3 separate regions of the Homo sapiens genome follow, and all the other regions are linked to region 2. The links are chromatin loops, found by intact Hi-C in ENCODE. Cell type or tissue: PC-3. All regions are shown on one strand.

Region 1 (8,000 bases), 210 kb before region 2:
TGCTTGGCTTGGCATATGTAATATAAGTGAAAAGATCACCAACAGAAGGGTGCAGGGGAGCTCAACCTGCAGAGTCACAAGCAAATGGAGGCTGCGTGTGGACCTGAGACTGAGACATGCAGAGAAGATGGAGCGGTGGGCTGGAGGGAGCTCGAGGTCAGTGCAGTGACCGAGGTGCCAGTCTGGGAAGCAGAGTGCCACATGTGACAAGAGGGAGTGACATCACATCCTGGTATGCTAACCTCCCCCCAGTCCTGCAGACACCTCCCCCAGATTCTTACACTGCCTGGCTGTATCTGCTTCCTAGGGTTGTCAAGGAAACAAATGACCCTAAACTGATGGGGGCGAGAAGCCTGAAATCAGGGTGTCAGCCAAGTGGGCTCCCTCTGGAGGCCCTTAGGGAGAATCTATCCACATCTCTTTCCTGGCTCCTGGTGGCTCCAGCCATGCTCAGCACTCCTTGGCTGGCAGGCACATTCTCCAGCCTCTGCCTCTGCCTTCACTTCTATCATCACAGGACTTCTCCCTTGTGTCTCTGTGCCTTTTCCTTTTCTGTCTCTTGAAAAGACACCTGCCATTGTTTTTAGGCCCACCAAGGTCTAAATTCAGAATGAGCTCATCTCAAGATTCTTACATTATCTCTGCAAAGACCCTAATTTCAAATGCCCCATTCTGTGGTTCCAGGTAGACATGATTGAGGGTAAGGGGCACTGTTCAACCCAGTACACTGGTTGTGAGGGTGAAGGTTCCAGTCCTCACTATGGCTCCCTCAGTCCTTGCTACAAGACTCCAAAGCATGGGCTTGCTTGGACAAGTGGCTATTCCTTGAAACCTTGAGAACCTTGTTGTTTAAAAGAATAAGTCTCATGGGAGGAGTGTGGGCTTTTCTATGGGCTGAAGTGTCTCAGGTGGTCTCTGAGCCTCATTCTTCAGATCTCAACTTTCTACCAGCCCCAGCTGGTCCAAGATTATTAGGCAACTGGTGGAGATAATGTAGGGAAGGAAGGGTTTGTTAGAGAGAAGACCTGTGTAGTGCTGGAAACAGACACAATTTGTGAGTTGTGGATGGCACAGAGATCCCAGAGCAAGCAGGGATGCTGGGAGGGTGAGTGACAGCAGAGAAACCCTACCTGAGCTTCTTACCAGGCAGTAGCATTGGACTCATACTTACCGCTCTGAGCCTCAGTGTCCTCACCACTTACTCGATTTCACAAATGCCAGTTGGACACCTGTTAGGTTCCAGAACCAGGCTGGGTGGTGGAAACATGGCAGTGGGGAAGGCATGTCCCCACCGGGGCTTGACGAGCTCCCCATATGATGGAGGAGAAAGGCTCATGAAGGACCAAGGGGTCATCAGGCACTAAGGGCTGCAACAGCATTCGGTACAGCACCCTGGGAACACTGGTGGTGAGGTAGGCAGGGAAACACCCCTAAAAGAGGTGATGCCAAGCTGGGTCTTAAAGGAAGCTTAAGAGTCGTTCAGGAAGACAGCAGAGACTACGGTCCCAAGCTAAGCTCATGGCAGGAGCTTGCCCTTGGAAGTGCAGTATGGCCCTTGGAAGTGCTCTGTGTATTCCGAAAGGACATCATCACCTCTACGGGGTTGGAGGGTAGGGACTGTGGTGGAGACTGCTAGAGACAAGCTTGTAGAGAGAAGCAGAAACACTTGAATGCAAAGGAGTTGGGACTTTATTCTGTACCTGCTGGGGGCCGTTGGAGGCTGTTAAGCCTACTGTGTAGGGTGAACAAATTTGCAGTGCAGAAAGATCACTCAGGCAGCAAGAGGGGACAGAGGGCGCAGGCTGGGAGCAGGGAAACAAGCAGGAAGCTATTGCAACAGCCCCGTGAGAGATGACAAGGGCAGTGGCATGCGACGGAGAAGAAGGAGTGGATGCAAGAGGTATGTGAGGAGCAACCTGCACGGGGCTTGGTGACCTCACACCAGCCAGCTTTGCTGACCTGTCTGTGGGTCACAGAAGATAATGGATGTGATGCACTTTGAAAGCTGCAGAGCACCTTGTCTGGGTGCCATGGCTGGTTTTGACCAGATCATGAAATGCAGCCTCTCTCCTCCTCCCTGGCTCATCTCTGCTGCTTGCTTTTGCCTGTAAGCAAGGGAGAGAGGGGAGGTGAAAAACAGAGACATTAAGTGCCAAAGCTTATGTTAATACAGCATTAAGGTTGAAAATGTAATCTCCTAGGAGTCAGGAAATTCCGAACAAGGGGTTTCCATGGCAACCCAGCCACACTGCTCCTCTGTCCATTCGGGCCCTGTTTTCCTTGTTAAATATGATCCCATCGTATATTATATGTTATCGAGTTAAATGTGCTACCCACAGCATGCAGAGCTCCAGCCAGCAGCCCTCAGAGCTGCAGGAAATGAGTGTGTGTGTGTGTGTGTGTGTGTGTGTGTCCAGGGGTGGGAGCCTTCAGAATTCGCCTAATATAACACAGCCACATCTTAGGTCCTCGTATCTAATAAATGAGGTGTAATTCCATTAAGAGCAGCTCCTGTGTACACCAATGAGCAAGGAGGCTGCAAGCCCTGTGTTCAGAAGGGGTCGTTCAGGGTGCCTGCCCCTGCTTGGGGTGGGTAGGTGAGGGACGTGGCAGATTCCATCACATCCCCCACAGGAGTGCCCAGCAGCTCCGGCAGGACCATCCCTGCCACCCGGGGCTGCCTCCTGGATGCAGTTCTGAAGAGGTGAACTGGAATTACCTGACCCAGTGGTTCTTCTCACATGCCAGCCGATTGAAGATCAGCTGTCACTGTTAGTTAGCATCCCAGGGTACACTGGGCACCAGCAAACAGATGCGGAAAGGAAATTTGATGCTTCTCCAAACCCTGTCTCCCCACTAACACACCACAGTGGACAAAAGACTTCCAAAGACTTCCTCGGTGGCAGTGGGAGTTAGAAAGAAGGGGGAAATGACTGTCAGGGAGGGCAGCTAAGTAGTGCAGTGTGTGACGGAGAAACATCTGTAGGATAATACAGCGGAAAAAGCATGGAATGTTAGAATCAGGCTGCCTGACCTCAGCCGTCTCCCAGCCATGCGGTCTTCAGCAAGTCCCTTAATTTCCCTTTGTCTTAGTTTTTTCATCTGCAAAATTGGGATAAAATTACCATTAACCTCACACAGGCTTGTTGGAGGATTAAATGGGATAATTGATGCAAAAGCTCACTGTAAACTTCTAAATCCCTATACAAATGTCACTCTTCCAGGGAGCTCTAGAAAACCATGCTGGATTCTGGACTACTACAGTAGGCTGTAGAAATTTTGTGATTGGTTCTGGAATTCTGCGTTGGGTTCCAGAATTCATGGATGGGTCTAGAACACAGACAGACTTTTTCTGTAAAGACTCAGATCATAAATATTTTGGGATTTGAGGGCCATGCTGTGACTACTCAAGTTTTCTGGAGATAAGAAATGAATGGGCATGGCTGGGTTCCAATAAAACTTTATTTACAAAAACAGAAAGTGAACCAGATTTGACCTGTGAGCTGTACTTTGCCAGCCCGGGTCTACAGTGATCTGTGTAGGAAAGCAGTTTTGTGAGAATGCTACTCCTCTCCTCAGAATTTAACTCTCCCTCTTTGACACCCTCCTATCCTCCCATCTCCCACCCACTCACATCCATACCTCTTTCTTTACCCAGCCAACTCAACCTTCCAAAACCAGTTAGAGTCAGCTGCTCCACGAGCAAATTGCAGTCACTTTTGGCCCTTGCCTGCCTCCCTCACAGACTGTGAGATCCTTCCAGCAACCAGCTATGTTACCCAAGGCCCTAGCCCTTAGTCAATGTTTGGTCAATGTTTGTAGAATAGATGGTATGAAAAAACAACAACAAACAAACAAACAAAACAAAAAACAGAAAACAAAAAAACATCCCAGGGAGCCAGGACATTGTCATTCTCAGGAAATCTGTGAGCTGGGATCGTTTCCAAAATCTCAGGTCTGGGCACCAATCCTCTAGTTATAAGCTACTCCGTCAGGGCTTCTAGAACCATCAGTAGGCAGCATCTTTATAGATGCAGGCCAACTTGTGTGTCCACAACCCAAGCCTGGGGCCAACCTGTTGTCTACATAGGCGTGGTGGTGCCCTGTGGCAGCAGGCCAGATGGGCAGGAGCAGGTCAGCGGAAGGCTATAACCTTAGCGAGAAGGTGACAGCCACAGCACCCCTCCCTCTGAGGGAAGGCGCCCCATGTGATCAAGCACATGTGTTCCTGCTCATGACAGCGCAGCAGCCTCCTCATGCCACCCTCGGGGAGCCTCAGCCTCCTCCAGGCTGATGATGTGGAAACTTCCAGAAGTGCAGCAGCCTCTCAGCTTTCCCATTTGCTAGCTTCCCCCATCCTCCTCCTGGGCACAGCAGACAGGCAGAACCAAGTTGTGTAACTCACCTCTGAGTCACACTTCCCCTGTTTCCCCCAGCACGGCATCTGCTTTCTGCCTGACAGAGCCAGGCTTCCTCGGGACAGCCAGACAGGCGGCTATTGTTCAAAAGTCAGGGCCGGTTTGATGGGCTCTCCCGCCCCCAGTAGATGAGCTAGGAAGATGTCACTTTTAATTACAACGGTGAGGGAATAGGTATAGGTGTGTGCGTGTGTGTGTATGGAGCAGGGTTCCACAGGCTTGTGCAATGTGCGTGTGTCTTCACATCGTGACGTGGGTGTGTCGTTAGTGCAGGCTTGTGTATTGCATAGGTGTGTGATGGGTACATGTGTGCTTGCACACGCAGGGCTTTGTGTGTGCACAGGCAGATGCTTTTGGGTACATGGGAGGCTGTTTTTCCTATACGTGCTGTGTGCCTAAGAATGTCTGCTGTGTGGCCATGTGCTTTCATCCGGGTCTGTGCGTGTCTTTAATTTAGGACTCCTTCTCCTGGAGGATTCGATAGCTTCCACCCTCTAGCCTTGGCAAATGAATATTTTATTACTTTTCTTTTGCCATAGCATTAAGCAGTTTTCCTGCGAAGAGCGAGAGCATGACACACTCCAGCAGACAGAGACAAGGCCTCTGATGTCAGAGCCCTGAAAAGCAAATCACCCTACGACGACGTCCCAGGAGGGCTCGCAGATGCTGGGTGTTAGGGCCATTAACAACTGATGAGTCAGCCCTTTACCCGTTCGTCCGACAGCATTCTCTCGAAATATAAAGCCAGCACACCCATTTCACAGGAGGCTGGAGGGAGCTCCCTGCCACTCCTCCCAAAGCCAGCCCAAAGCTGTTTAATTTTTTTTCTCACTTCCTGGTCCTCCTGTTAGGCAAAAGGCTGAATCCTGGGAACAGAAGATCATCGTATAACCCAGAGCCGGCAAGTGAAAGGTCCTGACTTCTCCCCAGGCTCAGGGTGAGGGCCAGGCAGCCAGGCTGAGAAGGAGCCAAGAACACAGGAGGCAGGAGGCCGTGGAGGCACAGTGGGAACACCGATATCAAGACAGTGAACAAAGACAAGCATGTAAAGGATGGATTCGTAAATAGGTCATCTTTATATTTCACTCCCCCTCGGGACAGTCTGCAAGGCTGGGGAGGACATGTCTCAGGCTGACCCGCTGAGGAATGGGTTGTACACCACCAACTCTAACCTAATTGGTAGAGGGTTGGCTGCCCCCATAGGCAAAACTAGCACCCTGTGCTGCAGGCCCAGGAAGCTTTAGACATAAGGCAAACTGCTGAGAAGGCCAACGGGGTAGGCTCTGCCATAGCACCCCTGAAAGGCAAGTGGCCTGTCCCACGTCTCCAGAGCTGCAGAGCCACGCCAGGCCCTTGCACTCCTGTCTCTCCAGCGGCTCTCTCCATCCACAGTGACTCAGATGGTGGTAGAAGCTCCTAGCTTCCCTGTCTCCCATCTCTCTAGAAGATGGCTTGGAGCAAGAAGTGCTTACTCCGGGACCTTGAGGCTGGGCCCGTGTGGGGCAGGGGCTGCTCCCCACTGCTGGCAGTGAGTCTGCCACCCAAGTTCTCTGAACCAGAGCAGCCAGGATGGGGATGAAACAGAGCCACATCTGAAACTCTGGAGCACTGGAGCTGGAGACATCATTCCTTGGTTCGCTCCTTCCACAGATAGTCACTGGGTGCTGACTGCATGTTCTGGAATAAGTGTAAAAGTCCCCAAACAAGAGCATTAGAAAAATAAACAGTGTAAAGGGGCTGGGTGTGGGGCTCACACCTGTAATCCCAGTACTTTGGGAGGTCAAGGTGAGAGAATTGCATGAGCCTAGGAGTTCGACACCACCCTGGGCAACATGGCAAGACCCTGTCTCTACCAAAAATACAAAAATTAGCCAGGTGTGATGGTGCATGCCTATAGTCCCATCTACTGGGGGTGCTGAGGTGGGAAGATCATTTGAGCCTGGGAGGTTGAGGCTGCAGTGAGCTATGATCTCACCACTGCAGTCCAGCCTGGGCAACAGAGCAAGACCCTTAAGACCCTGTGAAAGAGAAAAAAAAGAAAGAAAGAAAGAAAGAAAGAAAGAAAGAAAGAAAGAAAGAAAGAAAGAAAGAAAGAAAGAAAGAAAGAAAGAGAGAGAGGAAGAAAGAGAAAAAGAAAAAAAGAAAGAGGGAAAGAAAAGAAAGGGAGAGAAAAGGAGAAAGAAAGAAAGAAAGAAAGAAAGAAAGAAAGAAAGAAAGAAAGAAAGAAAAGAAAGAAAGAGAGGAAGGAAGGAAGGAGGGAAGGGAGCGAGGGAGGGAGAAAGAGAGAGAGAGACAGAAAGAAAGAAAGAAAAGAAAGAAAGAAAGAAAGAAAGAAAGAAAGAAAGAAAGAAAGAAAGAAAGAAAAGAAAGAAAGGAGGGAGGGAGGGGGAGAAGGGAAAGGGGAAGGGGAAGGGGAAGGGGAAGGGGAAGGGGAAGGGAAGGATGAACAAACAGGAGCCTCCTGAGGCTTTTCCATGCTCCGCCCCTGCCCCCTTCCCACCCATGAATCCTGATAGCATGTTCTTCGTGCTTTCCTTACACCTCTCATTTACCTGCTCTTCCCTGCTGCTGAACTCTGGCTGGAGTGGTAATAAGAGTCATGATTACTATTACTGCCAAGCTCCTTCTTTGTATTGAGCCTTGTGCCTCCCACACATTGCTTTGCAATAATGTGATGAGTTAGGTTCTAGTATCTGCATTTTACAGATAAAGAAATTGAGGTTCTGAGAAGTCCTGGTTCTCACCTCAGGTCACCCTGCAATGGGCATGGCAGAGATTTGACTGGCTCGATGCCTGTGAAGTGGGTCTTAACACTCTTGTCATAGGTTTCTCACTGGTCTGTGAGCTCCTTGGGGACAGGGCAGTGCCTGACCCACTTGCCTTCAAATGCTCCCCAGAGCTTGGCATCTGGGCCTGCACGGGTGGCCGTCTAGTGGAGGCTCCTTTTGTCTTCTGCTCATCTGACCAGGAGTTCCTGAGTGGCATGTGCCTTAGCAATCATTTGAAGGGTCTGTGGCCAGGCCTGCCCTCAGGCCTCAAGCCACCCCAGTGACCTTCTGCAGCAGCCCTCCCAAAGAAAGAAGTGGGGTTCTTCCCCAAGAAACAGGCAAGCATTGAAACAGGCAGAACAGGAATTCAAAATGTATCCTCACAAGACCCAGCTGTGTGGTCTGGAGCAGGTTACCTAGCATCTCTGGGCCTCTGTTTCCTCCAGTGGGGGATCTGGCCCCTCCCAGGAATGTTATGAGGATGGGACTTGAGTGATATATGGCAGGCCCCAGCAGCAGTGACCCTGACCTTCAGGAAGCTCTCAGCAAATACCGATTCCACCCTGACCAGACTGTGAGCTTTCTGAGGCCAGAGAAAGGGTTTTGCTCGTCTCTCTCTCTAGCATGCCCAGCCCAGGGACTAGCACCACGTGGGGTCCTGCTAAGCGATGCTGCTGTGAAACTGTCCTCAGCCTGGTGGCATTTATAAGAGCTGGCCCTAACATGCAGGCTTGTGAGGTCTCCACCAGAAAACGCACAAGTGTGTGCTTCACAGCCAGGATGCAGGCCTGCAGGTGCTGTTCTTAGAAATCGT
Region 2 (8,000 bases):
GTGCTGGCTCTTGGCCAACTCCTTAAAAAAACTGGAAGCAGTGACTACTTTCTCTTCTCCCTTTTCATAAAGAGATCGCAGAACAGAGGCACTGACCTTGGGCAACCTTGCACCGCAGTGTTTTCCAAAAGACAAAACGCTACAAATCACTGCGGGTGAGCACAGCACACCACCCGCACCCCACCTCCCTTCCACATCCCAGCCCCACCTGAGCAGGACTGCTCTTTTCCTCTCTGTTTTTCCAATTTGGAAGATGCCCCCAGGCAGAGGGAGCAGCTATACCTGGGCAGGGCACGAGGGCCTCAATGTTATGGGATAATGAAGAATCGTGGAGACTTTTTCCCCAAACTCAAACAGCACTTGTTAAGCACAGGCCTGTACCAGACCCCCGGCTGCCCACACTGGCCAGCATTTCCTCCCACCCTATTGAAGCCCTGAGGGGTATGGTTCCCAGCATTTCCAGAGGGGAAGCTGAGGGCCAGAGACCTCGACGACTTACAGCTGACCATGGAGAAGAGGAATAGTCAGAACTTGAACCTGCGACTCGTGACCCTGCGTCTCTCATTCTTTTTGCATTAAGACTCACTCTTTGAATACCTGGTAGAATTCCCTGCAGAGGTGTCAGGCTCTTCGAGCTGGGCCAAAACCAGTGGAAGTCACTGAAAAGTTGATGTCATGTCACAGGAAGCATGATATACACTGACCAGGGACTGATCAGGAAGTTTCTGGGGTACAGGGGCGTTTCCAAGACCTGGTAAAGAAAAGACCAAGGACCTTTCCACCTGGGAGCCTGGAGCACTATGAAATTGGCTCATGCGACAAACATTCCTTGAGCACCTTCTCAGCTCCAGCCCAGGCTCTGGGATGCAGAATGTATGGGACAGGAAATGCCCTCGCATCTTGGAGCTTACATTCTATTTAGGGTAGTGGAGAGGACAACAAAACAACGTAGTGCTCTGAAGAAAGTAAAACAGGGTAATGGGACGGAGAGTGAATGCAGGAGGTGGTGGGGGGACAATATTAGACCTTGACTGAGCGTGGTGAAAGGGAGCTAACCACACGGAGACCCAGGGGCAAAGAATTCCAGCAGCAGAAACACCCTGCAAAGGAAGGGAGATGGGAACTGGTGGGTGAAGTTGGGGAGGAGAAAGGAGGGCAGGGACACCAAGGCACAGTGGGGCCTGGAAGGAATGGGAGGACGGGAGGCCAAAGGTGGCCAGGGCCAGGTCGCAGAAGCCCTACCTGCTGGCCACAGGATGCAGGGCCCCAGGGGAGTGCCATGATCTGATTTTGTTTGTAAACCTCCTCCAGCAGGCAAGTGGAGAAGGGAGCTCCGAGCACAGGCAGGAATGCAGGAAGCCCAATTAGGAGGCCAGCCGGTCATCTGGTGGACCTAAGACAAGGATACAGACAGGAATGGTGGCAATGGAAGTAGTGTGACATGGAGACATTGGGGATCTGGAGAGTCAATAGATTTGGTTGTTAGCAGGAGGCCAGGAGTGACACAGGACGATGGTGAGGACATTCACAGAGACTGGCTCAGGGAGAAATCAAGTGTTGGGTTTAAGCCATGAACACTTTCGTGGAATACCTACTGAGGGTCTGCCCAGCCATCTCCTGGAGTAAATGCCCTTCTTGGGTCTGGAAGATGTGGGGCCTAATGCCAGCTCCAGACAAGGAGGAGGGAGGGGAGGAAGTCCCCTAGTTCTGAGACCTCTTGGAGCATGTAAGTGACAAGGATTCTCTGTGGGGCAGGGCCTGTGCCTTTACACAGCTCCTTCCACTGAATTTATCCCAGCAAAAGAAACCGCGGGGCTAGGCTGGCAATGCCTTATAGCTGAGCCTGCTGCAGGGGAGCAGGGTCGGGGTGCTCCACAGTGAGCCAGGACAGGTTCTCCTGGCTCCCCTTTGTCTGTGTCACCTCAGGCCAGTGGCTCCCCATCCCAGGTGACCAAACACTTATCCCAGCCTCACGCCACAGACAGCTCAGAAGCCGGTCCAGCTCCACCAAAGCACTTCCTGGAGTCAGAAGTATGGCTTTCTTCCAGCCCTGGATGGAAGGGAAAGAAAGGGCACCCAGGGCAGCCGGCCACCCCCTCCCTCCCCTCCTGCAGCCAGAGAAGTTGGTGCTCCCTGCTCAGGACATCCTCCCAACCCCTAACCTCACCTGTAGAGAGATAAGCGGCACTTGGATTGCAGGAACACCATGAAAGCTGGAGAATGTCAGGGCCTGATGGAATTTGAAGTCAGACAAGGAAGGGTTCAGATCCCAGCTCTGCTACCTACTGGGTGACCATAGGAAAGCCGCTTCTATATTGTTTTATCTGAGAATCTTTTTCCTCATCCGTCAAGTAGGGATAGCAGCTACCTATCTCGTAGGCGATTATGTAGAGTAAACACCCCGGCTCACTCCAACTTCTCCTTCAGGTCTCAGGCGTCACATCTCAGAGGTAATTCAGGCCCCCTGGGCCAGGCTGGGCTCCCTGCTAGGTCACCCACCCTAGAATGTATCACACTGTAAAGGGCGGGTCACCATCATGTCCCCGGGACCAGGCACAGCGTCAGACAGTGACAATGCTCAGAAAACTGCTGAGTGAGTGAGAAGCTGCCTCCTCCATCCTCGCCAGTCTCCGCCTCTCTGGAGAGGTGTTCTGCAGTGTCTGGTCACCCTGCAACCACCATGCAAGGAACCAGGGCTGGGCTGTCGCTGAGCAAGAACGCCTGCTCTGGACCTAACCTGCAGCTGGTTATTTAGGGACTCATGTAATTCCACGGTTGGCTGGAGAGCTGGCCCCCAGGGTCAGAGCTGGGAGGATAGGACACATTTGGGAAACCCTCCCACACCCCAAAAAGTGGACCCCCAGTCAGCCCCAAGGCCCAGAGGCAGCGCCGACTGGATGGAAATCTGAGCACTGGATCCAGCCTGCCCACTGTACAGATGGAAAGACTGCAGCTGGGGAGGGCGAGGCTTCCCTGAGCTCACACGGCAGGGACCGCAGCCAGCCTTCCTGTGCATACATGCAGGGAAAATTAGGGCAGGAAGCTCTGGGGATTGGGCTCCTTGCAGCAGCTTGCAGCCTGACAGGCTGCCCAGGCCAGAGAACCAGCCCCGAGGCCTCCTCCTGCCCCAGCTACTGTGGGCAGGCGCCCTGCTGCCCTTCGGAAGCAGCCCACGCCAAGCAGGCAGATGGTCGGCAGGCCCCCTCTTCGAGCCCCTGGGCCCAGATGGCCATCCCCGGCATTAGGTGGGGCATCATAGCAGCAGCAACAGGAAGCCTGCCGCCCGCCAAGGCCCATCGGAGAGGGAGGAGCAGGAGCTCCGGCCGTCTGGCCACCCTGCCCTGCCTCCCAGGGCCTGGCCATTGCTCTAGCTGAGCGACCTAGGAAGGCAGCATGCACAGAGCCAGGGGTCACTTCCAATGGTGCAGACCTCTCCTGGGGAATACTGTTGAAGGTGGCTCCACTCGGGGGGGACACAGCCCAGAACAGATGACTCCTTCCTGGGAGAGTGCCCCCCGCCCCTTCACTGCCTGCTGGTCAGTGACCAAGGGAATTGAGCCTCTCATGCTGCCAGAGACTTCAACCCCTTCAGCCCCTTGCATCTCCAAAGAGCTCCCTGGGGGTCAAGAACAACTATAACAGTAATAATAATAGCTAATGTTCCTTAAGGACCTGCACACTATTTTAAGATCTTTAGAGGTACAACCTCAATCCCTGAGGCAAGGCTATTATTATCATCCCCACTTTACAGATGAGAAAATAGAGGCTCTGAGAAGAAAAGTAAACTTGCCCAAGTCACACAGCTAGGAAATGGCAGGGCCAGGATTCAAACCCAGGCAGCCTGTCTCCAGAGCCCACCTTCCTAAGCACCACACATTTCTGGCTGGGCCCCCGCTGGTGAGTCCCACACAGCACAGTGCAGTGGGGCAGAGAGACACCCTACCTTGGGTTTCTGGGGGTGACTTGTCAGGTAATGAGCTGCCCATCACAGGCACTCACTTGCCTGGGCTGGTGCCTCCTGCAGTGGGCAAGGAGAAGCTCAGGTAAGCACTAAGAAGCAGATGGAAGGAGATATGCCATTGAGAACAGGCGTGTGTGTCTCTGGGAGAAGGCATGGGAGACCTAGAAGGGCAAACACACTTACACACAGCCTCACGCAAGGACACACTCACACGGTTGAACCCCTGATGCTCACACGTGAACACAGACATGAGTGAGCATGTGTGCACATGCATGTGGACACACAGACACACTCAGGCTGTTCTGGAGAGAAGTAGGACTCTACTATGACAACAGGACCAGCCTGAGAGCCCTTAACCTGCAGGAAGAGGTGCCCAATCTTGATGTTTGCCCCCAGAAAAGCATGCAGCAGCCCCTTCCCCTCTCTGAGACTCGACGTCCCCTCCCGTGCAAGGAAGGGGTTGTCTGAGGTCATCTCCAAGATCTTGGGCTCTGTGCCGTCTGGCCAGTCACCTGCGACTCTGTTCCCAGAGCCTGGCAGGGAGCTGTGACTCAGCAGCAAGAAGCCACGCAGGAGCCTGCCCGCAGCCCCCTCCCCTGCCAGCACACACAAAGGGCATCTTGTTACTGCAGCCGGCCAGCGGGAGGGCGGGAGAGGGCTGTGGAGGTGAGAGGCCAGGAAGGAGCCTGTGTCAGCAGCACTGGGGGCAGGGCGGGGAGGAGGCCCAGGCAGGGCTGCTGGCCGGCCACAGGGGCCCCAAGCTGGTGGGGAGGGCCCTTGGGGCAGGCAGCCGCAGGTGGGTGGCTGCAGGGAAAGGCTGGCCCCGGGCTCCTGCATGGAACCCTGTTTATTAAATTCCCTTTTCATTTGTAAGTTACAATCTGAATGAGCTCTCCTGGCAGCAGCTACACCCCTGGAACTTCCCAGCAATGTGGGGCAAAACCCATAGCCCAGGGCTCCCACTCAGAGCCTGAGTCTCGACTCTGCGTGATCGAGACATGGGTGCCCTTTGGATGAGATCATGGCCAGGTCGGTTTTGCCCATCTGTAAAACGGGGTTGCTGAGCTGAGGAGAGCTCGCTGTAACACACTCCCTGGCAAGATAGAAGTCACCTGGCTGGGACGTCCCAGACACAGGTTAGGACACCCTGGTGTCACACTTGCTGCTCCTGCTGTGGGACCCTGGGCAAACCACTTACCCTCTCTGGCCTCAGTTTCCCAGTTTATAAAATGGAGGTAGTGGGAGGTGAGAGGGAACTAGATAGAATATTCTTCCTGGAAATTGCTTGGGAATCATTTTTCCATGTGTCCTACATAGAAAAAGACATGAGACACTCAGGTCCATGCAAGTGAGGGGGTCAATCCAGAGTATATATGTACATGTGTACACACATGTGTACATGTGTGAACATGTGAGCAGACAAGCAGGTGTGTCCCCTCTCGAGTGTGTCCAGCCCTCAGGCCATGCAGGCCCTTCCCTGAGTAGAACAGGGCCCAGGGCAAAGGATTTCCAAGGCTGGTTATTCTTGACACTCAGGGACCCCCTAGACACTAGTGACTGATTTGAGAGGGCCAGGTAAGCTGTGGCCTTGCAGAGACCACTGCTCCAGACACTGTCTCCCCCAAGAATTCAGCAGAACTTGCTGTCAGTTGTCTGTCCACCCTAGACCGCGGTACCACCACTGGGCTGTATCACAAAGGACCCCATATACGTCGCATCCACATGAGTGCTGCCCATCCCCGCCTGAGCTGCACCCACGCCACAGCACTCTGAACTTTCTTGTGTGAGTATCTCACCTTCCCAGTGCCCATCTGTCTCCAGCTCCGCCAGGGAAGGAGCTCTGCATTCTGTCAGGAAAACAGATGGGACAGGCTTTTACGTACTGTGAAGTGCTGTGGGTGCTAGTTGTTCCACTGAATCCTTAAAATCCCACCCATCTCATGAGGTTCACATTCCCATTTAACAGATGAAGAAACGGAGGCCCAGGGGAGTGAGATAGAAGACCCAGGACCTGGATGGCTTCATAAGGGGACATGAGCACCACATCTGTGGTCAGAAGTGGATTCAGAAGCCCAAGGAGATTCAGAAGCTTGAGAATGGATTCAGAAGCTTGAGAAGTACAGACAATGACCCCAGAATCCCGGGCTGAGCCCGGTGACCTCAGTGAGCACAGAACCACCCTGTTAGCTGTGGTCTTAGGGGCAGCCAAGGCCTGTCTATCCAGCGAGCAAGCTAGCCAGCTGTGCTCAGATTCAGACTTCCCATCTGCCCTCCTGCCCATGAGGGATCCCAGGAGGCCTAGCACAGAGGGCTGAACTTCAGACAGAGACCAGCACTGGGGGCTCAGGCCTCAGGCACACCTCACCTGGCTCTTCTCCTGCCCTCCCTGCACCAGGGGCTGAGAGGACAGCAAAGCGCAGCATGGGTGGGCACTTCCCCAGGGCAGGTGGACTGGCATAGGCCAGATGCCGAACTTCCTGGCAATATAACGTCCCACTGACGGCCTGAAATGAGGAGTGGTTACGTGGCCTCTGGGGGCAACATTTAATAAGAGCTGCTATTTTAGGGATCCTAACTTGGCATGAGGCACTTCAAATTTGTTATTTACTTAGCAAATACTCCCCAGTTGCCTTTGAAGTTCTGGGTCCTAGGCGGGTACAAGGACATGATGGGGAATGAAGCAGACACAGCCCCTGCCCTCATGGAGTTCACAGTCTACTGAGGCGGAGGGGGGGCGCCATCTCTAAATAGAGACTCACATATAGATAAGAAACACAGAAGAGACCAGGATTCTACCAGTGTGGGAACCTGTCTGGAACTCAGAACCAAGGAGGACTTCCTAGAGGAAGTAACACTGATCCCAGATCTTCTGAAGAATGAATAAGAGCTATCTAGGCAACCAGGAAGGGAAAAACATTCTAGGCAGACAGAAGCTGAGGCAGGAGAGAGCAGTCTTGTTGACACCTGTAATTTTCATAATAACCTTAAGAGATGGAATAAGGCATCCCATTTTACAACTGAGGAAATTGAAACTCCAAGAGGCCAAATCACCCCAGACCCTACCCATCCAGTTGGGGTGCAGATCCAGACCCCGCACCATGCGCTGTGCATTTCCAGCCTTCAAAGCCTGGCACCTGATGCTGAAGCTTAGGAGGAAAGGTCATGGAGGGAAGAGGCCAGGTCTATCCCTGCCCACAGCCCACATGCAGGAAAGTGAGCGGGGACTCCCACATGTGTTCCCTTGCCCAGTGGCGAGCATCCCACACCCCTCCCAGACAGGGTGAGGGACAGGCATCTCCCCCAACAGCTTTGGAGCTGCTCACCTGTCCAGCAAGGACATGCCCCAGAGCCGCAGCCCCTCACCTGCCCCTACAGCCTGCGGAAAGTGTGGTTGCCTCAGCCTTCCCAGTCACCAGTATGTGAACTGTGGATCCTGCAAGGAGTGAGGGCCTGGGGAGAGCAAGAGGCCTCCCCAGACAACACCTCCCAGGGGAAGTGGCCCTGGCACTGAACCACGAGGACTTTGGATGAAGTGAAATGGAGCAGGGAAGGGAGCTCCAAGTATGGAGCTCAGAGAAGCAAAGGCATGGCAGCAGGGCGCACCAGGGGCAGTAGGGGAATAGTGAGACCTGCCCAGCAGCTGGAGTGTCCCTAATTCTCAGGGGCTACCAAAGCCCTAGCTCCAGAACTGCCCAAGGCCCATCGTGGACCAGACCCAGGACTCAACACAGCCCAAAGGGCACAGTACGAAGACGTAACCTTCCCTTTGGCTCAGTGTGTGAAGTGCTGTGGGTGCTAGCTGTTCCACTGAATCCTCAAAATCTTACCCATCTCATGAGGTTCACATTCCCATTTAACAGATGAAGAAACTGAGGCCCAGGGGAGTGAGATAGAAGACCCAGGACCTGGATGGCACTCCACGAGGGTGTGCTCACTCAGCTCTGGGACACAGATGGGAAAGTGAGCGAACAGACAACATGTGCAGGCCATCCTCACGGAGAGGCCGGTGTGCAGAGCTGCACCCACACCCTGCCCCATC
Region 3 (8,000 bases), 160 kb before region 2:
CCCTCATGCTGAGCTGCAGAAAGCTGGCTTGTTGTCTTATGCAGAGAGCAGTTGAGGATATCAAAGGGAAGATGGGATGTTAAATTTTGAGTGATCAATGTTTAATAGTCTGGGTTGTAAACTGTCATGAGGATGCTCTAGGAGGGGAGCTGTGTGAATTGCAGGGTTTGCCATGTGATGGCTGGAGAGGATCAACCCTCTGGAGGTGCCACGCATCAGCAGGGAGGACAAATGGAGAGTGACGGAGGGTGGATCCACACCCACCAACTGGCCACTCACTGTGGGGACTTGAAGAAAGCATGGACACAATTAGGAAAGAAAGGGTGAGGACATGACCTCCTCTGCCCCAGGAGTGATCCTCCATGCACTGGTTCATCCTTTCAGCCGGATGCTTTAAGTGTAACCCCGTGCCCAAACCAGCTAGGTCAGGGGCAGGGCGGTCCCCAGGGGCCAAAAGAACCTGAGCACTTGCCAGTGAACATCTGTTTGGTTGTTTACTAAAACTTATCTGGAAAATTCCAGCCTTGCCACAACAAGGCATGGAGGGGAAAGGTAGGAGGCAGTGTGGGTCCAAGGGGAGGGTGATGCTGGGATGGACTGGGACCTGGAGAGGTGGCACTGGTGTCCCTCTCTTTTCTGGATGTCCTAACATCCAGTGGGCTCTGCCGTTTACTCAGAAAGGAGGAGAAGGGAGGAGAAGGTGGGGAGGTGAAGCCCCTTGCCTGTGATCACCCGGCTGCAGCAGATCAGGTCTTCTCAGGGCCAGGCACTCTGTCCCTACCCTTGCAGGCTGCCTCTGCAGCAGAGAATGCAAGATTGTGGGTCCCAGCTCCAGCTCTGTTGCCTTTGCAGCTCACACGTTCTCATCAGTACAGGCCGTATGGCCCAGACATGGCAGTGAGTAGGGAGGAGCTCTTCCTAAAAGCTTTCTTGGCCAGAGAGCAAAAGACAGGCTGAGCGTCCCTGACGGCTGCCTTCTTCTGTACCCAAATTTGAGCATCACAAGAGGATCAGGAAAGTCTTAGAATGGTCTCTTGGGGAGGTCCACCTGAGCCCAGGAATATGGGGGAGCCACAGGCACAAGGGCAAACCCCAGAATACCAGCTCCCTGGGCCAGGCCAGGCAGGGACTGCTGGACCCCACATGGGCGCCTGCCGTCTCCTCAGCAAAAGGCAATTTCACGACTCTCTGGGAGAGAAAAGATTTTATTTACTTCTTTTCAAAAGCTTCAGAATTCTTCCTGAACATCAAATAACTCCTGGCAAACACATCCTGATGAGTAACATGGAGTGAAATAGAACCAGATGGGCAGGCTCACTCCGGGCGTTGTGCTGGAGGAGGAAGGGCGAGTCCCACTTGGAGAGAGGCTGGGCTCCAGGCCGCAGGAAGCGCGTGGGGAGGGGGCACAGCCGTTCAGGCAGAGAGGGGCGAGTCCCCAGGACCCTGCCAGGAGACAGAGCCACTCCGCCTGCCATCTGGCTTTCTTGGGAGGAGAACAGAGGAGGGGCCTGGGGCAGCCAGTTGTACCCTGGGGTGAGGATTAAGCTGAGACTGGCAGGATGGCCACGGGGCCCTGCTGCGGGGGCTTGGGTCCTGTGGTGGGCAGTGAGGACACTGGGTGTTTTGTAGAGTCCCAGGAGACCCTCCTGGGGTAGACTCAGCTAGCTAGCTCCACAATAGCTGCTCCCCTTTTCTTTCTTACAAATGGAACCCTTGAATTTGTTCAAATCAGCAGAAGTGCTGCATGTCCCACCTCCCTGTCAACCAGGGGAGACCCTGTGACAGACCTGGCCAACCAGAAGCATGAGTTTCTGGAGGGCATGACTGGAAAGCTTTGCCCTTCTCCTTTAGCCGCTGCTCTTTCCCCTGCCCTGTGTCTGACCTCCAGACATGAGCGTGAGGCTGCAGGGGGATCTGCCATCTTCATCTTGAGCTGTGAGATAACCAAAGACGGCGGAAGAGCAGGAAGCAGCCCGGGCCCCCATGGCTTCATGGAGCCCCCACACTGTCCTTGGACCTTCATCACTGTTAGATGAAGCAGCTGTTCTTTGGATCCTCCATGACACATGGTCGAAGGCGATCCCTACGCCAAGATCGGTGGCCCCTCCGTTTAGAGCCTCCTGGCCTTTGCTCATCTCCTCCTCCCCTCCTGGGGCTCTCCTTCCTCTCCTCGCCCCCTTTCCAGTTGCCAAGGCTGGGCTCCAAGGCCTTCTTCTGCCAGAGGCTGCATCCCTGCCACCACTGCTGGCCTCAGGCCATCCCCTCATCCCCTTTCTAAGTCTACCTGAAATCTCCAGCCCTGATGTTCTGCCCCGCTACCCACAGGCCTGCCACGCCAATTTCCTGTCTTTTCAGGATCAACTTGTTAGGATCCAAAGTGTTAACTCCCTAGTTTGCCTGGGACTGAGGGGTCTTGACACAGGACTATCTGGGTTTGCAACACTGGGCCCACTGCCTGTCCCTGTCTGTCCACTGACCTGGTACCAGCACCAGACTCGGGCCCCTAGAAGGCTGTCATCATTACACCCCCAGTGCCTGACTGTTTATGTATATATATGTAGCTGGCAGTCAGTTTGTTGAATGAATGAATGAATGAATCTGTTTCCTCCAAGCAGAGCATACATTCTATTTGTTTTAAATAATAGTTAAACAAGGATAGTCTACATTTGTCATGTTTTGCAAGTCCCACCTCCACAACCCCTCACTAACAACAGCCTGATTTCCTTTCAGAATTTGCCTCTTTCCCATTGTGTGTGTTCTTGGTAGAGGAGGATTCTAGGCTCCTGCCTCCCATTACAAAAGCCAAAAGGCCAAATCCAGCTCCCCACGTCTCCTGGTCCTCCCCAGGGAGCAGGCACGTGCCCCAACCTCTTTTCTGAGAGTTTGCATCTGGAGGGAGGGATGCAGGGTGTCGGACAGGCTTCTTGGTTACCAGCAACAGAATCCAACTTGGTCAGGATTGAAGCAGAAAGGAGAATGTGTTCCAAAGGAGGTGAGGTAGCTCACAGATTCACAGGGAAGGCTGGGAACCAGGCTCAGAAACAGGCAGCATCAAGGCAGTCCGGGCCATAGTCAGGATCCCAGCCAAAGTGTCCTTAGGAAGCCAGCCCCACGTGAACATCGCTGCCCAGGCTGCCACAGCTTGCTCCAGATGCCAGGCACAGACACTGCTATTCTGAACAGCACTGCCCCTGGAAGTGGACACGGCTGCTATGATTGTTGCCCCAGCCTCCTACCACCAGCATAGATGTGTCTTGCCCTGTTCCATGCCATTGCTTCCTCCAGTCACCAACCTGGGCACATGCCTTTGCATGGACTCAAAGGGCATGGGAACTATGCAGATTTGCAGCCCAGTCCATGGTGGGAGGCTGACTCTGCCACTCCCCAACCCCAACACTTTTAAGGTAGGGGATTTATCAAGCCTAGAAAGAAGGGGTCATCCGATGACAGACAACCAGAAAGAATGACAGAAGCCACTAGACCCGGAGACAGAGGACAAGGTTGGAGGGCGTTTGTCTCAGCCTTGGCAGCATGCGGACCAGATGTTTCCCACTACAAGGTGGTGGCTGTGGCTCCTAATCCAGGCCCTTGGCAGAGGCCTGGGCTCCCGCCTTCCCCAAGCCTGCTTCTCTGGGCTCCTGTCACTTCTGTGAGCTCCCGACATCCTGCCAATAAATTCCTTTTTGCTTAAGTTAACCAGTGTTAGTGTCTGCTGGCTGAAACCAAGCAACGCTAAGTGAAACCACATGTAAACACGAGTACATGCTGCTTGTAAAACACTAAGACAGTCCTGATAAGGCTGCAGGCCTCCTGACACCACCCCTTCCAACATTCTTTCCAAAAGAAACCACTGGTATAAGCTGGATGTGTGTGTCTCAGAACTGACTTGTGCTTCTATCCCAAGTATGGAGCCCTAGTAGATTTTACCTAGAAACAATATTCTACTTCATTGAACCTAAGATGCCTTCCATTGTAAGTTGTGCCACTATTTTATGTGCTACCAGGAAGGAAAAATAGTTGCCGACTAAACAATGACCCAACATTAAGAGCTGTCAATTGCTGGTTTAAGATGTGAAAAAATGTGTGTATATTAAAACAGATGAAATATGGTCACAGTAACAACTGTTTCACCCTTACCATGGGCCAGGCACTTTCACTAGTATTTTGCTCATGTTAACTCAGTTAATCATTTAATATGCTCAATAATTCCTTGAGGTTGAAATATAATTATCCATATTTTACAGATGAGCAAACTGAGGTACAGTTACATTCAGTTGCCTGCTCAAAGTTACAAATCTAGCAAGTGGCAGAGCTACAAGTCAAAGAAATTCTGGATTTTAGAGCTTTCTCTCTTAACTACCAGTGTTATAGTGTCTGTGTGTGAGCGCAAGTATGTGCTTGTGTGTATGTATACATATGTACATGTATATGTGCACAAGATTACAGAATTGTACATTTTTTCACTTAAGAAGTATTATGCTGTATGTATCACTCTGCCCCTTGCTTTGTTAATCCAATAGGCTCTTGCATAAACATCGTCCCATTCTTTCTAGCTGCTGAAGTATACTCTTACCATAAAGTCTCTAGCCATTCTCCTACTCGTGGTCACTAAGGTTGTTTCCATTTCTGACACTTATACCAGCAAGGCTGCAGTACACACCCTTAAACAGGCCTCCATGAGCCCATGCATAAGTGTTTCTCTTAGCTAAATAGAGAAAAGTGGAACTGCCACATCATAAGGTATGTGCATTTTGAATTTTAATGGATAAACCAGCCCCTCATCCCATCAAAGCTACCACAATGATTTGCACCCCACCAGCAACTAACTTGGGCACATGTGTGTGATTTGTATCCCAGACTCCTCCTCACCAAATCCGAGGGCTGTCCAAGACCTCATCCTCCACAGCAACTGTGAGGCTTTCAATTTGCCTGACCTGCTCCCCACCCTGGAAGTTCCTCCTCCCTTGGCATCTAGGAAAATCCACATTGTTGGGGCTGCCACTACACAACTTCTTGTCTCAGTCACTCACTCCTCACTCTGTCCAGCTGTGTTGCAGAGGGGACTTTCTCAAGAGGAGTGGCATGTGATATTAAGAAGCATTCTGAGGTGACAAGAAAGGGCCTCCACTGTCACATAGGTCTGGCAGACACTGGGAAAAGCAAAGCTGTTTCAGGACTTCTTAGGGCCTTTATTGAGTGAGCTACTGTGTGATTGCAATCTCCAGAGAAGGCAGGAGGAGCCACAGAGGAGTAACTCCTACTGGTTCCACACAGTGGGCGTGTGTGCTGAGCCAGACAGGGATGCAAGCAACTCAGGGCCATCCTCCCCTTCCTGCCCTCCACTGAGGCCAGGTCCCCAGACCCTTTCCTCTCCCCATGTCTGCCTGCACCATGACCCACTCTCCACAATCTTCCTGGGCAAGGCAGAGGAAAGAAAGCTGGCCAGGAGCCAGGAGGCCTGACCACACCTTTGAAGTTTAAGGTCTTGAGTCAGTTACCTAACTTCTCTATGCGTCAGTTTCCTTGCCTGTAAAATGAGGAAAATACAGTACCTACCTAGGATACTATGTGCAGTATAAAAGCATTAATACACAGAGCATGCAGAATAGCACTTTGTGTGGAGTGAGACCCTAGCATGCCTTTGCTGCAGGAAGGCAGTAGCACTGGGTTCCAGTTTTGGCTCCATTGCCCACTTCTGTGTGACCTTGACTCCATGACTGCCTTCCTCTGGACCTCTGTTGCCTCATTTTATAACAGGGGCAGCTGGGCCAAATTTGAGGATTGAAAGAGTTCCTGCCTTCAAGGGCTCCTAGCCTGTGTCTCAGTCAACCTTGGCTTTCCCAGAGCTCAACACGGACATGACCATGGGGCCCATGCTCAGTGACTGTGGGGTGGGCTGGATTGAACAAAGTGGTCCCTGCAAGATATGGGAGGGGGCGCACTGACTAAATGAATCAACAGGACAGCCAACAGCCCTGGGACAGTCTCCAAGGCAGGATGCTGGGGGAGGCAGGAGCCAGACGAGACAAACACTCGAGGGTGTTATCAGACCATTAGGAACCTGGAAGAGGTGGGAAGTACTCAGGAAAGGTTTCCCAAAGAGGGAGGGACTCGAGATCAGCCAGGAATGATGAGTATGATTTTGCTTAGCTCCAGGGAATAAAATTAGGTACTGCAAGAGCAATTTTCACAGAACAGTCTCCAAGCGGAGAGAGCAGGGCTGGGGTGAAGGCTTGGTGGTGAAAATTCAGGCATCTGTGCAGATGTCTGGGGCACTTCCCTCCGCTTGGGTGTGAGGCAGACACAGCTACCCTGCCCAGCCTGTGCAGAGATTAGATCTATCCCCTCGCAAACAAAGCCAGGGTCTCCCACCCCCTCCACAGGCTTACCCCAGTCCTCACTGGGCTAAGCACAGCTCCGTGGGCTTAACAATCCCCCAGAGAAAGAGGGATCCTCGACAGAGACAAATGAGACACGACATCTTCCTCCCTCAGCTGCCCGGGAGACCCAGACATCCCTCACACCCGAGACGAGCTCCAGCCCTCCGCTCTCTCATTATCTTTGCTGGGGTGTCCTCAGGCCAAAATAACGCACCCAACCCCTGCCTGTACCTGGGTGTCATTATGATGACTCCTACTTGAAATTATTTGTTTTTCTCTATTGATCTTGCTTCGACACTGGAAAAATGTATTCTTTGTACAGCATTCCCAAGGGTTTAATTTGTCCATGTTGGAAGCCTTTTTTAATAGGATTCTGCCCCATTGTTTATTCTGAACATTGAGTTCCGAGAGTCGAGATTCAGCTCTTTTAATAGAAACTCATTACCAGGGTCCCTCTGCATCAGAAAACTGATACTGACACTGCGAGGAGGAGACAAATTAGGAGCCTGCCAAGGGCCCGTCTGATCAGAAGGCCCCATGAGAGGCGACGTTGCCATCCAATACCTGCCACCCTCCTCCTGTTCGGAGACCTAGGGGGTGACAGCCACCAGCTGGGCAGACCCAAGCAGCCCCTCCACCCCTGACCAGTTTCTTTCTCAGAAAACTCTACCTTGAGTGGACCCTGGTCTCCTAGAGCAGTGTTTCTCAAAGCCTGATCTGTGGGACCCTGCATCAGAATCCCTTGGTGTCCTGGGGCCAATTCAGGTGGTCAGGTCTCCTCCAGACAGTACTGCCCTTAGACGCCTGCCATGGGGCCCATACCACAGGGGGCTTCCTTGAGGGACTTCCTTCTGTTCACGACTAGTTGGGTTGGCAGTGCCATCCAGGAGGCATACCCCACACCTGGACCCATTGTGAACCCCCATCCCCATTTGTTTCTCTACCCCTGCCCCCTACTGCCTCCAGGAGCTGGCCAGATGTCCCAAAGAGCCCTGAGGGCTCATGCATATGGGGTCAGCCCAGAGCCCTGTGGTGGGCCCCTGCCCCAGGCAGGCAGCCTGGTGAGTGGACTGCTCCCACTGGCCAGCAAAGTTTTTATTTCACAGCATCACATGAGATGGAGTCAGCAGAATGGCGCTCACATGATTTTGAGTGGCTCAAATGGTTTATGTAGACAGCCTTCCCTGCAAAACAGAAAATATACTGGCCTGAAGCCCTGTACACCCCAGGGGCAGCCATGCCTCCAGATCTACTACAACAGACCACTGAGGAACCCAGGAAATTCAGGATATACCAGAAGAATAGTGACGAAAAGAAAGAGCATGGGTTTTAGAGTTATTCAAAGCTGAGCTCAAGCTGAGATTTGCAGCCAATCAGCTGGGTGATATGAGCAAGTTACTAACCCTCTCTGGACCTCACTTTGCACTCATAAACATTTTTGCTTCAGGGTGGCTTTAATAGTTCTTTCTGGAACAAGATAGCCTGCAAATCACACATATATGAAACTGGGACCATGCTTGTGATGTACCCAGAATCATACCTGGCATGTGATACGAACCTGGAATCATTTATTTGTTCAATCAACAAATATTTATTGAGATTCTGCTATGTGCCAGGCAC

The links. Peaks named below come from ENCODE experiments on the same cell type or tissue, not always from the same donor. Only the 100,000 strongest peaks of a DNase experiment are listed, where the experiment ranks them.
Region 1: it touches region 2 in a loop (4-fold over the local background); 9 of 110 quality-filtered maps call a loop at or near these places.
Region 3: a loop joins it to region 2, with 5 times the contacts of the local background. A loop is called at or near these places in 8 of 110 quality-filtered maps.

Annotation. Positions count from the first base shown.
Region 1 is chr10:78,752,602-78,760,601 of GRCh38, forward strand. No RefSeq gene overlaps it. Among named protein-coding and RNA genes, the nearest start is that of ZMIZ1-AS1, 310 kb to the right of the region's middle. RefSeq lists enhancers at 3,716-4,354, 4,994-5,632, 5,633-6,270. In PC-3, CTCF peaks have their summits at 361 (motif pointing left) and 4,561; DNase peaks (open chromatin) are centred at 4,400 and 5,100; H3K4me3 peaks cover 434 bases; H3K27ac peaks cover 2,354 bases.
Region 2 is chr10:78,960,657-78,968,656 of GRCh38, forward strand. ZMIZ1-AS1 (ZMIZ1 antisense RNA 1) reads right to left here. Exons shown (of 10, transcript NR_024431.2): 6 at 2,168-2,230; 7 at 1,243-1,393; 8 at 598-751. Among named protein-coding and RNA genes, the nearest start is that of ZMIZ1-AS1, 100 kb to the right of the region's middle. RefSeq lists enhancers at 4,073-4,633, 6,392-6,891, 6,898-7,681. In PC-3, a CTCF peak has its summit at 4,113; a DNase peak (open chromatin) is centred at 4,555; H3K4me3 peaks cover 367 bases; H3K27ac peaks cover 2,747 bases.
Region 3 is chr10:78,801,690-78,809,689 of GRCh38, forward strand. No RefSeq gene overlaps it. Among named protein-coding and RNA genes, the nearest start is that of ZMIZ1-AS1, 260 kb to the right of the region's middle. RefSeq lists an enhancer at 1-317. In PC-3, no CTCF peak of the experiment used is centred here; DNase peaks (open chromatin) are centred at 1,302, 3,732 and 5,452; H3K27ac peaks cover 2,957 bases.